Linked DNA regions of Homo sapiens: region 1 is linked to region 2. A link is an interaction called in ENCODE POLR2A ChIA-PET data of the cell type or tissue named here. Cell type or tissue: GM12878. All regions are shown on one strand.

The links. Peaks named below come from ENCODE experiments on the same cell type or tissue, not always from the same donor. Only the 100,000 strongest peaks of a DNase experiment are listed, where the experiment ranks them.
Region 1: POLR2A ChIA-PET joins it to region 2 with 5 read pairs; 2 of 35 experiments call an interaction of 5 or more read pairs at or near these places.

What each region holds. Positions count from the first base shown.
Region 1 is chr16:9,054,761-9,059,760 of GRCh38, reverse strand. No RefSeq gene overlaps it. Among named protein-coding and RNA genes, the nearest start is that of HAPSTR1, 34 kb to the left of the region's middle. In GM12878, no CTCF peak of the experiment used is centred here; no DNase peak of the experiment used is centred here.
Region 2 is chr16:9,799,731-9,804,730 of GRCh38, reverse strand. The region is part of intron 10 of GRIN2A (glutamate ionotropic receptor NMDA type subunit 2A); the gene reads left to right. The region is part of intron 2 of LOC105371077 (a long non-coding RNA gene); the gene reads right to left. Among named protein-coding and RNA genes, the nearest start is that of LINC01195, 350 kb to the right of the region's middle. In GM12878, no CTCF peak of the experiment used is centred here; a DNase peak (open chromatin) is centred at 2,867.

The DNA of each region.
Region 1 (5,000 bases), 740 kb after region 2:
TCTTTGTTTTCTATCTTTTCTTTTTTTCTAGTTCTTTTAACTTGGTTTTGAGTATCAAAACTTTGAATCAGGGATTCAAAGCAAATCCCTGAAGCTATCTTGGAATAAAGTCTACACCACAACAAACAAGAGATTTACTACAGGAGAACTGACAAAAAGTTAGGGCCAGGCGTGGTGGCTCACGCCTATAATTCCAGTACTTTGGGAGGGTGAGGCGGGAGGATCACTTGAGGCCAGGAATTCGAGACAAACTTGGCCAACATGGCAAAACCCCATCTCCACTAAAAATACAAAAATTAGCTGGGCGTGGTGGTGTGCGCCTGTAATCCCAGCTACTCGGTGGCTGAGGCAGCAGAATCGCTTGAACCTGGGAGGTGGAGGTTGCAGTGAGCCGAGATTGCACCACTGCACTCCAGCCCGGGCAACAGAGCAAGACTCTGTCTCAAAAAAAAAGAAAAGAAAAGTCATATTATCCTGTCCCTGAGACTGAAATTTTTCAACATAAAAGAAAAAAATCCAGCCAGGTGCGGTGACTCACGCCTGTAATCCCAGCACTTTGGGAGGCCGAGGTAGGCGGATCACCTGAAATCAGGAGTTTGAGACCAGCCTGGCTAACATGGTGAAACCCCGCTTCTACTAAAAATACAAAAAATTAGCCGGGCGTGGTGGTGTGCGCCTGGTACTACTATCCCAGCTACTCAGGAGGCCGAGACAGAAGAATCACTTGAACCTGGGAGGCGGAGGTTGCAGTGAGCCGAGATTGCGCCATTGCACTCCAGCGTGGGCAACAAGAGCGAAACTCTGTCTCAAAAAAAAAAAAAAAAAAAAGAAAGAAAAGAAAAGAAAAAAATCCCTGGAGGAGGAATTTAAAATTCCAATGAGTTGAGGACTGACTGAAACTGGATTGGCCATGAGCTGATGAGCTGGTTGAAGTTGGGTTCTTTATTCTAGTCACTCTACTTTTGTATATCTTTTGAAAATGTCTATAATGAAAAAAAAATTGGTTGTTATTTTTCTTTCTTTGTTTTTTTTGAGACGGAGTCTGGCTCTGTCGCCCAGGCTGGAGTGCAGTGGCACGATCTCGGCTCACTGCAAGCTCCGCCTCTCGGGTTCACGCCATTCTCCTTCCTCAGCCTCCGGAGTAGCTGGGACTACAGGCGCCCGCCACCACACATGGCTAATTTTTATGTATTTTTAGTAGAGACGGGGTTTCACTATGTTAGGCAGGATGGTCTCGATCTCTTGACTTCGTGATCTACCCGCCTTGGCCTCCCAAAGTGCTAGGATTACAAGCGTGAGCCACTGCACCTGGCCGGTTGTTATTTTTCACATAGAAGAGAGAGACCAGTGAGAAGGGTAGCAGCTGCAGGAGCAAGTGAGGTCTGAAGTAGGGTGGCCTTGTGGAGAGGGACAGAAAAGGCCAGAAGAGAAGGATGGCTTCAAATATGCTTGGCTGTATTGTCCTAGATTATTTCAGCATCTCGTTTCAAATCCCCAACCATCTTCTCTCCTCCTTCACTTCAAGTGCTTTCCTTGTACCCTTTGGGCTTTAGTCTAGATGCCATGGGAATTTTTTTTTTTTTTTTTTTTTTGAGACAGAGTCTGACTGTGTCACCCAGGCTGCTGAAGTGTAGTGGCATGATCTCTGCTCACTGCAGCCTCCACTTCCTGGGTTCAAGTGATTCTTCTTCCTCAGCCTTCCAAGTAGCTGGGATTACAGGTATGCGCCACACGATGCCTGGCTAATTTTTCTGTTTTTAGTAGACAGGGTTTCACCATGTTAGCCAGGCTGGTCTCAAACTCCTGACCTCAAGTGATCCAGCCACCTTGGCCTCCCAAAGTGCCAAGATTACAGGCTTGAGCCACCATGCCCAGCCGGCCATGGGAATTTTTGAGAGTTTTCAATAGACAGTGGCCTGATTTTAAAAGTCCCCTCTGGGAGATCAAGATGGGAGGATCCCTTGAGACCAGGAGTTCAAGACCAGCCTGGGCAACATATCAAGACCCTCTCTTAAAATAAAAATAAAAAAAAAATTAGCCAAGTGTGGTGCATGTCTGTAGTCCCAGTTACTTAGGAGGCTGAGGCAGAAGGATTGCTTGAGCCCAGGAGTTTGAGGCTGCAATGAGCTATGATCATGCCACTGCACTCCAGCCTGGGCAACAGATTGAGACCCTCTCTCTAAAGATTAATTAACTAGTTAATTAATTAATTTAAGATAAAAGTCTCCTGTAGCCTAGCTAATGCACAGAGCACAATTTGGAGGGGTCTACCTATAAAAAGACCAGCTAGGAGGCACTGCAGCATTCCAAGTGCTTTATAAGCATTCTTTTTTTTTTTTTTTTTTTTTGAGACAGAGTCTCACTCTGTCACCCCAGGCTGGAGTGCAATGGCATAATCTCTGCTCACTGCAACCTCCACCTCCCAGGTTCAAGAGATTCTCCTGCCTCCCCCTCCCGAGTATAGTTAGGACAACAGGAGTGTGACACCACGCCCAGCTAATTTTTGTATTTTGATAGAGATGGGGTTACACCATGATGCCCAGGCTGGTCTCCAACTTCTGACCTCAAGTGATCCACCCAACTTGGCCTCCCAAATTGTAGGGATTACAGGCGTGAGCCACTGCACCTGGCAGCATTCTTATTTACTTCTCAAAGCAAGTCTGTGAGTGAGGATTGTTCTGTTCATTTTGAATACAAGGAATCTGAGACCAGGGAGTTTGAGAGACCTACCCAAGGCCACACAGCAATTCCCTGCAGGGTTGCCAGATAAAATAAAATAAAATAAAATATGGCATGGAACATACTTATGCTAAAAAAAAAATTGTTGTTGGCCGGGTGCAGTGGCTCACACCTTTAATCCCAGCACTTTGGGAGGCTGAGGCAGGAGGATCACAAGGTCAGGATATCAAGAGCATCCTGGCTAACACGGTGAAACCCCATTTCTATTAAAAATACAAAAATTAGCCGGGCATGGTGGCCGGCACCTGTAGGCCCAGCTGCTGAGGAGGCTGAGGCAGGAGAATGGCGTGAACCCGGGAGGCGGAGCTTGCTTTGAGCCGAGATCGTGCCACTGCACTCCAGCCTGGGCGACAGAGCGAGACTCTGTCTCGAAAAAAAAAAAAAAATTGTTGTTTATCTGAAATTTATATTTAACTGGGTGACCTGTTTTTTTGTGTTTTGTGTTTTTTTTTTTTTTTGAGACTGAGTCTTGCTCTGTCACCCAGGCTGAAGTACAGTGGTGCAATCTCAGCTCACTACAACCTCCGTGTCCCGGGTTCAAGCGGTTCTGCTGTCTCAGCCTCCCCAGTAGCTAGGACTACAGGCACCCACCAACATGCCTGGCTAATTTTTGTATTCTTAGTAGAGACGGGGTTTCGCCGTGTGGGCCAGTCTGGTCTCTAACTCCCGACCTCAGATGATCTGCCCACCTCAGCCTCCCAAAGTGCAGGGATTACCGGTGTGAGCCATCGCGCCCGGCCCTGACCTGTATTTTTGTTACCAAAATCTGCAATCCTAATTGCTGACCAAGCCAGGATTTGGCCCCAGGGTCTCAAACCATCAGCAAATGCTCGTTGCATGAATATATAGGGGCAATGTGCAATATTAGAGAAGTTAAGGTCCTTTTTAGACAATCACAAATTGTAGTATCATGAGTTGAGTAGGATGAAGGTAAGAGCACAGGCTCAGATATCAACTCCCTGGGTTCAGATTCTGCCACCATCATCTAACTACCAGCTGTGTGATTTGGGGGCAGGTTACTTAAACCCTCATGCTATAGTTTTCTCATCTGCAAACTGGGGATAAGAATAATAATACTAATAATAGCACATTCCTCTAGGTCGGCTTTGAAGATTAAAGGAGCAAACTCATACATTGCCAAGCCTTGCCTGGTGTAAGACCACAGGAGATGTTGGCTGAGTGAGGTCATAGCAAACAGTATGCTAAAGGAATAAATAAAGTGTTACAAATCCTCCTCATACTACCAATTACACACGTAGATAAGTTTTTTCTCTTCTCTCTTTTTTTTTTTTTTTTTTTTTTGAGATGGAGTCTTGTTCTGTTGCCCAGGCTGGAGTGCAGTGGCACAATCTCCACTCACTGCAACCTCCACCTCCCGCCTCCAAGGTTCAAGCGATTCTCTTGCCTCAACCTCCCAAGTAGCTTGGACTACAGGCACCCACCACCACGTCTGGCTAATTTTTGTATTTTTAGTGGAGACAAGGTTTCACCATATTTCCCAGGCTGGTCTTAAACTCCTGACCTCAAGTGATCCTCCCACCTTGGCCTCCCAAAGTGCTGGGATTATAGGTGTGAGACACCACGCCCAGCCTAGAGAAGTTTCTCAAGGTGGGAACTGTGTTTTGTTCCTTATAGAACCCTGCCTACACTAAGGGGTGGAATTTTTTTTTTTTTTTAGACAGGAGCTTGCTGTGTTGCGCAGGCTGGAGTGCAGTGGCACAATCATAGCTCAGTGCAGCCTCAAATGCTTGGACTCAAGTGATCCTCTGCCTCAGCCACAGGCACACACCAACATGCCTGGTTAATTTTCTATTTTTTGTAGAGATGGGGTCTTGCTATGTTGTGCATGCTGGTCTCAAACTCCTGGCCTCAAGTGGTCCTCCCACCTGGGCCTCCCAAAGTTTTGGGATTACAGTCATGAACCACCACACCTGGCCCACAATAAATATTGATTCAATAATAAAATGGGCTGGGGGGGAGTTTCTAATGGGACTAGAATTGACCTGTAAAAATAACCAAAAACTAAAACACAAAAGAAGAATCCCACAAAAACAAAAATTATATTAGAGGGAAATAATGTAAGGAATGACTCCAGAATGTGACAGTGAGTCAATCAAAGCATTCATCATTGAAAATACTATATTTTGAGGCAAATATGTTTGATTTCTCAGGAAAAGCAAAAAGGGTTTGTGGCAAGCCACAACGAATACTGTCATTAAAGCAAAATTAGTACAGGTCTTAAATTCCAGAGGTTACAAAAC
Region 2 (5,000 bases):
CACTGCTCCAGCCCTCATGGTGTGAAGCCAAGGTGTCTTTGGTCTGTCGCAGACATTGGAGAAGAGGGATCGCTCCTCTCCAACATCTTCTATAGGGAGTGGAGGCAGAAAGGTGGCATGGACCCCAGTGTGTCAGATGGTGTCTCTGTCCTCATCACAGGCAACATCCCACAGTTCTCAGACCTGACCTCTGAACGTCCTCCTGCCCAGTGGGAGAAACACAACCCTGGTACCTGGGTAGGAACTGAGAATGTGGCACAAAGACAAATTCCTCTTCAAAAAAGGAAGAGAACATGCACCAAGCAGAGAAGAGTAAATGGGTTCCCTTAGCTGTGTGTTCTTAACTGGGCTTTCAGTTGGATGCTCTTGGTTCTAAGGAACCAGCCCCTCAGTGGTGTTCCAAGCCAGTGCTGCCCATACCAGGCTGCAGCCTAACACGTCACTCTGAGTCCAGCAGTCGCAGCTCAACCCCTCCAAATGCCATTGGTCCACATCAGACCAATACTCTGACACTGTCTACTATGGAAATTAAGCACTTGAAATATGGCGGGCTTCCGTTTCAGGTGGCCTTTTTTCTCTTTCTTACCCTCCATCTTCAACAAGAAGCTATGGCCACCTATACCTACATGTCTTCCGATGGACTGGAGTAGACTATGTTAGGGGCAAGAGTTTTCTATGGAGGTAACTGCAGCCCCTTAGATGACTCTGTGGCTGTTGGGAACGAGACAGATGAAGTGGAACAACCCACCACGACTATTGAAACTCCGGCCGCTCTGGCCCCATCCTTGCCTCTTCTGTCAAAACATTTGGCTTATTTATAGCTAAAACCCCCCATCTGAATTTTCTAAGTAATAGAGCTGCCTCCATTTACTCTACAAGTCTTATGGATAGCATGGCTTGGTCACAGTGGTTATGTCAGTGGTCTTTGGTGTCAGACTGCATAGGTTCCAATGCCACTTTTGACACGTATGGGCTGGGTGGTAGTGCTGAGTCACTTTACTGCTCAATGCCTCAGTTTCTCCATCTGACAATGGGGATGGCAGTAGTATGCCCATCCCTGCACAAGGAGAAGGACCAAAAAATATAATAATGCATATAAAGTATGCAGAACTGGATTTCTCCTATAGGATCCATAAAATTGGTGAGCCCCTTTGGCATAAAATCTGAATTTGATTGAATGCATTTATGTGTTTCGAGCATTTGTTATGTTCTGAGCATTGCACACATACTTTACTTATATAATAACACTTTATTCCCAGCAGCCCTCTAAGGGCAAATATTGTTGGCTCCATTTTTCTTTCTTGTTTTTTTTTTTGAGATGGAGTTTTGCTCTTGTTGCCCAGGCTGGAGTGCAGCAGTGCAGTGGTGCAATCTCGGCTCACTGCAACTTCTGCCTCCCGGGTTCAATAGATTCGCCTGCCTCAGCCTCCCGAGTAGCTGGAATTATAGGCATGTGCCACCATGCCCAGCTATTTTTTTTGTAATTTTAGTAGAGACGGGGTTTCTCCATGTTGGTCAAGCTGGTCTCAAACTCCCGACCTCAGGTGATCCGCCCACCTCGGCCTCCCAAAGTGCTGGGACTTTAGGCGCTAGCCACTGTGCCCGGCAAGTTGGCTCCATTTTTCATAGGGAAAACTGAGCCTGAGAAATGCAGTTGCTTTGCCCAAAGTCCCTGTTGACAAATCTCAGAGATTTAGGGGATTTTTTTTTCTTTTTAACAACAGGAACAATTATTTTTTCCAATAGAAAACGGATCAAAAGTAGACTTTTTGGGTCAGAGCAAAAAGGGAGACCCAGAGTCCTGCTCCCTAAGCCTTCCCCTTGCTTGCCACAGAACAGCTAGGGCTGTGCCGCAATAGCCCATAGGCACGTGGGACCCCCTACATTACAATCTAAATTAATGAAATTAAATGAAATTTACAACTCATTTGCACTAAACATATTTCAAGTGCTCGATATCCATAGTAGATGGTGTCAGAGCATTTCCAGCATTGCAGAAAGTTCTATTGGACAGTGTTGTCCTAGAGGGTTTTATAATATAAAGTCTGGAAATATCACCAACAAGCCCCAGGCTGCCTTAGGCTTTCTGAACCTTGTCTGCTTATAGACAGAATAGAAAAATAATAACAATAATAATATCTTGCTACTGGACAGTTGTGAGGCCTCAGTGGGATGATGTCTGTGAAATGCTAAGTATTATTTTATAAAACATCTTGCAGACAATGGCCATCTCTTTTTTTAAAGTGATTATTAGTGATTCCATTTGTTATTATTTATTTTAATTCATAGTTTGTTCCTGCATCAGTTTGCTCAGGATAATGGTGTGCACCTCCATTCATGTCTCTGCAAAGGACATGATGTTGTTCTTTGTCATGGCTGCATAGTATTCCATGGTGTATATGTACCATATTTTCTTTATCTAGTCTGTCACTGGTGGGTTTGATTGAGGTTGATGCCATGTCTTTGCTATTGTGAATAGTGCTGCAGTGAACATATGTGTGCCTGTGTGTTTATAATAGAATGATTTACATTCCTTTGGGTGTATACCCAGTATAGGTCTTTGAGGAATCGCCACACTGCTTTCCACAATGGTTGCACTAATCTACACTCCCACCATCAGTGTATAATCTTTTCTTTTTCTTCACAACCTTGCCAGCATCTGTTATTTTTTGACTTTTTAATAATAGCCCTTTCTGACTGGTGTGAGATGGTATCTCAGACAATGACCATCTCTCTGGGAGGGGACTGTGTATGCCCCAGGATATTTTTAAACACGCAGTTGTCTGTAGCCCATTGTGTGTAGGCCCCAGCTCTCTAGAATCTAGAAACCAGTTCATGTGGCCCTACAGTTTCCTTTCTGTGTTGTAATCACTTCAGTTCTGACATGGCCCTAAGATGACAGTCAGGCCATGGAGGGCTGGCCCAATTGTGTGCCTCCATGGCCAGACCCCTCTGACAGCATGACCACCAGCCCACCCCAGTCATGCCAATGTGTAACTGCTTTGGTCAGAGTCAACCACATCTTTTGCAGCTGTCCTGCCTCTGACTTTTCAGCATTGTGCTTTTATAAACTTTGTTCCCAAAGAAAACTTCCTTTATTCCTTGTACTCATATGTCTGTCTGTTGCTCAGCTCAAAAAGACCTGTCATGAAATATGGTACTGATTTGAAGATGTCTATGCCTGTCCATAAAATACCAACTTAAACTGCTTCTGGACAACTCTTATGTGGTTGCTAGGTACGTGTGTAGATTTCCAGCCTAGCAGCACCTCAGTGCACAGTGGCTTAGCAGGATAGGAGAAGGTTTCACCCCATGAATTCCAACAGAGGGCCCTAATGTTTGAATGTGCCCATGTGTACATGTGTGTGTGTATATGTTTATTTTTTGAGGAATGGAGAGACGAGAGTTGGGTGGTACTTAGAAAGTCTAAATAAAACCAAGTTTCTATATCTCCATGGCAACATGGATACGGGAAGTATTGACGTTGCAAGTATCTCAGCTTTATCAAGAGACCAACACCTTCCACGGCCCTAAGTCCTTAGGATACATGTGTTATCCAGAGTTTCAATTTCCCTATGGATAGCCACAGAATGTGACTGTTGGCTCACACAATCTTAGAATACCACAGCTGAACAAGTGTCTCAGCAAGACCACAATGAACGCCACCTCTCACAGAGGAGAAACCAGAAATCCAAAAGGAGAAAGTGACTTTCCTGAGGTTGCACCATCATCCTAGCCTAGACTAGAACTCAGGTTCCTTTCACCTACTACTCCAGTGTTCCTGTTACACACCCTACTCCCATTATACACAAGTTACTTTTGACCTTGTATAACTCTCCATCCCATATTTCTGCAGGTCTCACTATTGCTGGCTGTTCCTCTTGACTTGCTGTCATCAAGCCAAGCTCTAGGTTGCTCCAGGTTACGTATGACAGCTCTAGGTTACCATCGCTGTTGCCAATCAGTGCCCAGTTCTCTTCTGCTGCTGCTTGATCTGATTCCCTTTAATACTCTCAGAGCCTAAAACCAAGTCTCTGATACCCCTACCTTGAGATCAAAGCTTCAGAGTGTTTCTGTGGATGAGACAAGTCCTACAGTTTTGCGCCACCTCAAACCATTATAGAAACAAAAAAAAATTAAAATGAAGAACACGGCTGTAAACCTGCCAAATAGTTTTGTTCCCATAGGGAGTCCTTCGGCAGCTGTCTCTGAAAAGATGCAGTGTTTCACATCCTCTCTTTGCCATTTTTATTTTTATTTTTTTGCTTCACTGTTTTATGTTTTCTTGTTAAAGAAAGGCAATAAAGTTGAGAAAGTGTCATGAAGTTGAGTCATCTCCGATTTAGTTTTCTTACCCATTTTAGAGTTGAGACATTCATCCCTGCATTCCACAGTGATCATTTCAGCCTCGTTAAATAACTTTAACATTTGGAAACAATATCCAGGACTACTGACAGGGATCTAATCATAATTAGCACCTGTAATCCCAGCACTTTGGGAAGCCGAGGTGGGTGGATCACTTGAGGCCAGGAGTTCAAGACCAGCCTGACCAACCTGGTGAAACCCTGTCTCTACTAAAAATATAAAAATTAGCCGGGAGTGGTGGCAGGCACCTGTAATCCCAGCTATTTGGGAGGCTGAGGCACAAGAATCACTTGAACCCAGGAGGTGGAGGTTGCAGTGAGCTGAGATCGCACCATTGCACTCCAGCCTGGGCAATGGAGTGAGACTCCATCTGAATAATAATAATAATAATAATAATAATATTTAGGCACAGTTGTGCCCTTGGAGAGATTACCTGATGCTTATTTTCTGGGGTATGCATAGGATTTCTAAGGAAATGATAACATTCCACATTTTGAACTGCATGGTGATTTCAAGGATATATACATATGTAAAAATTCATCAAGCATTTTATTACACATACGTTATACCTCAATAAAAATAAGTGTATCAAAAAAGAATTTAAAAGTGCTATGTGTATTCACATGGAAATATAT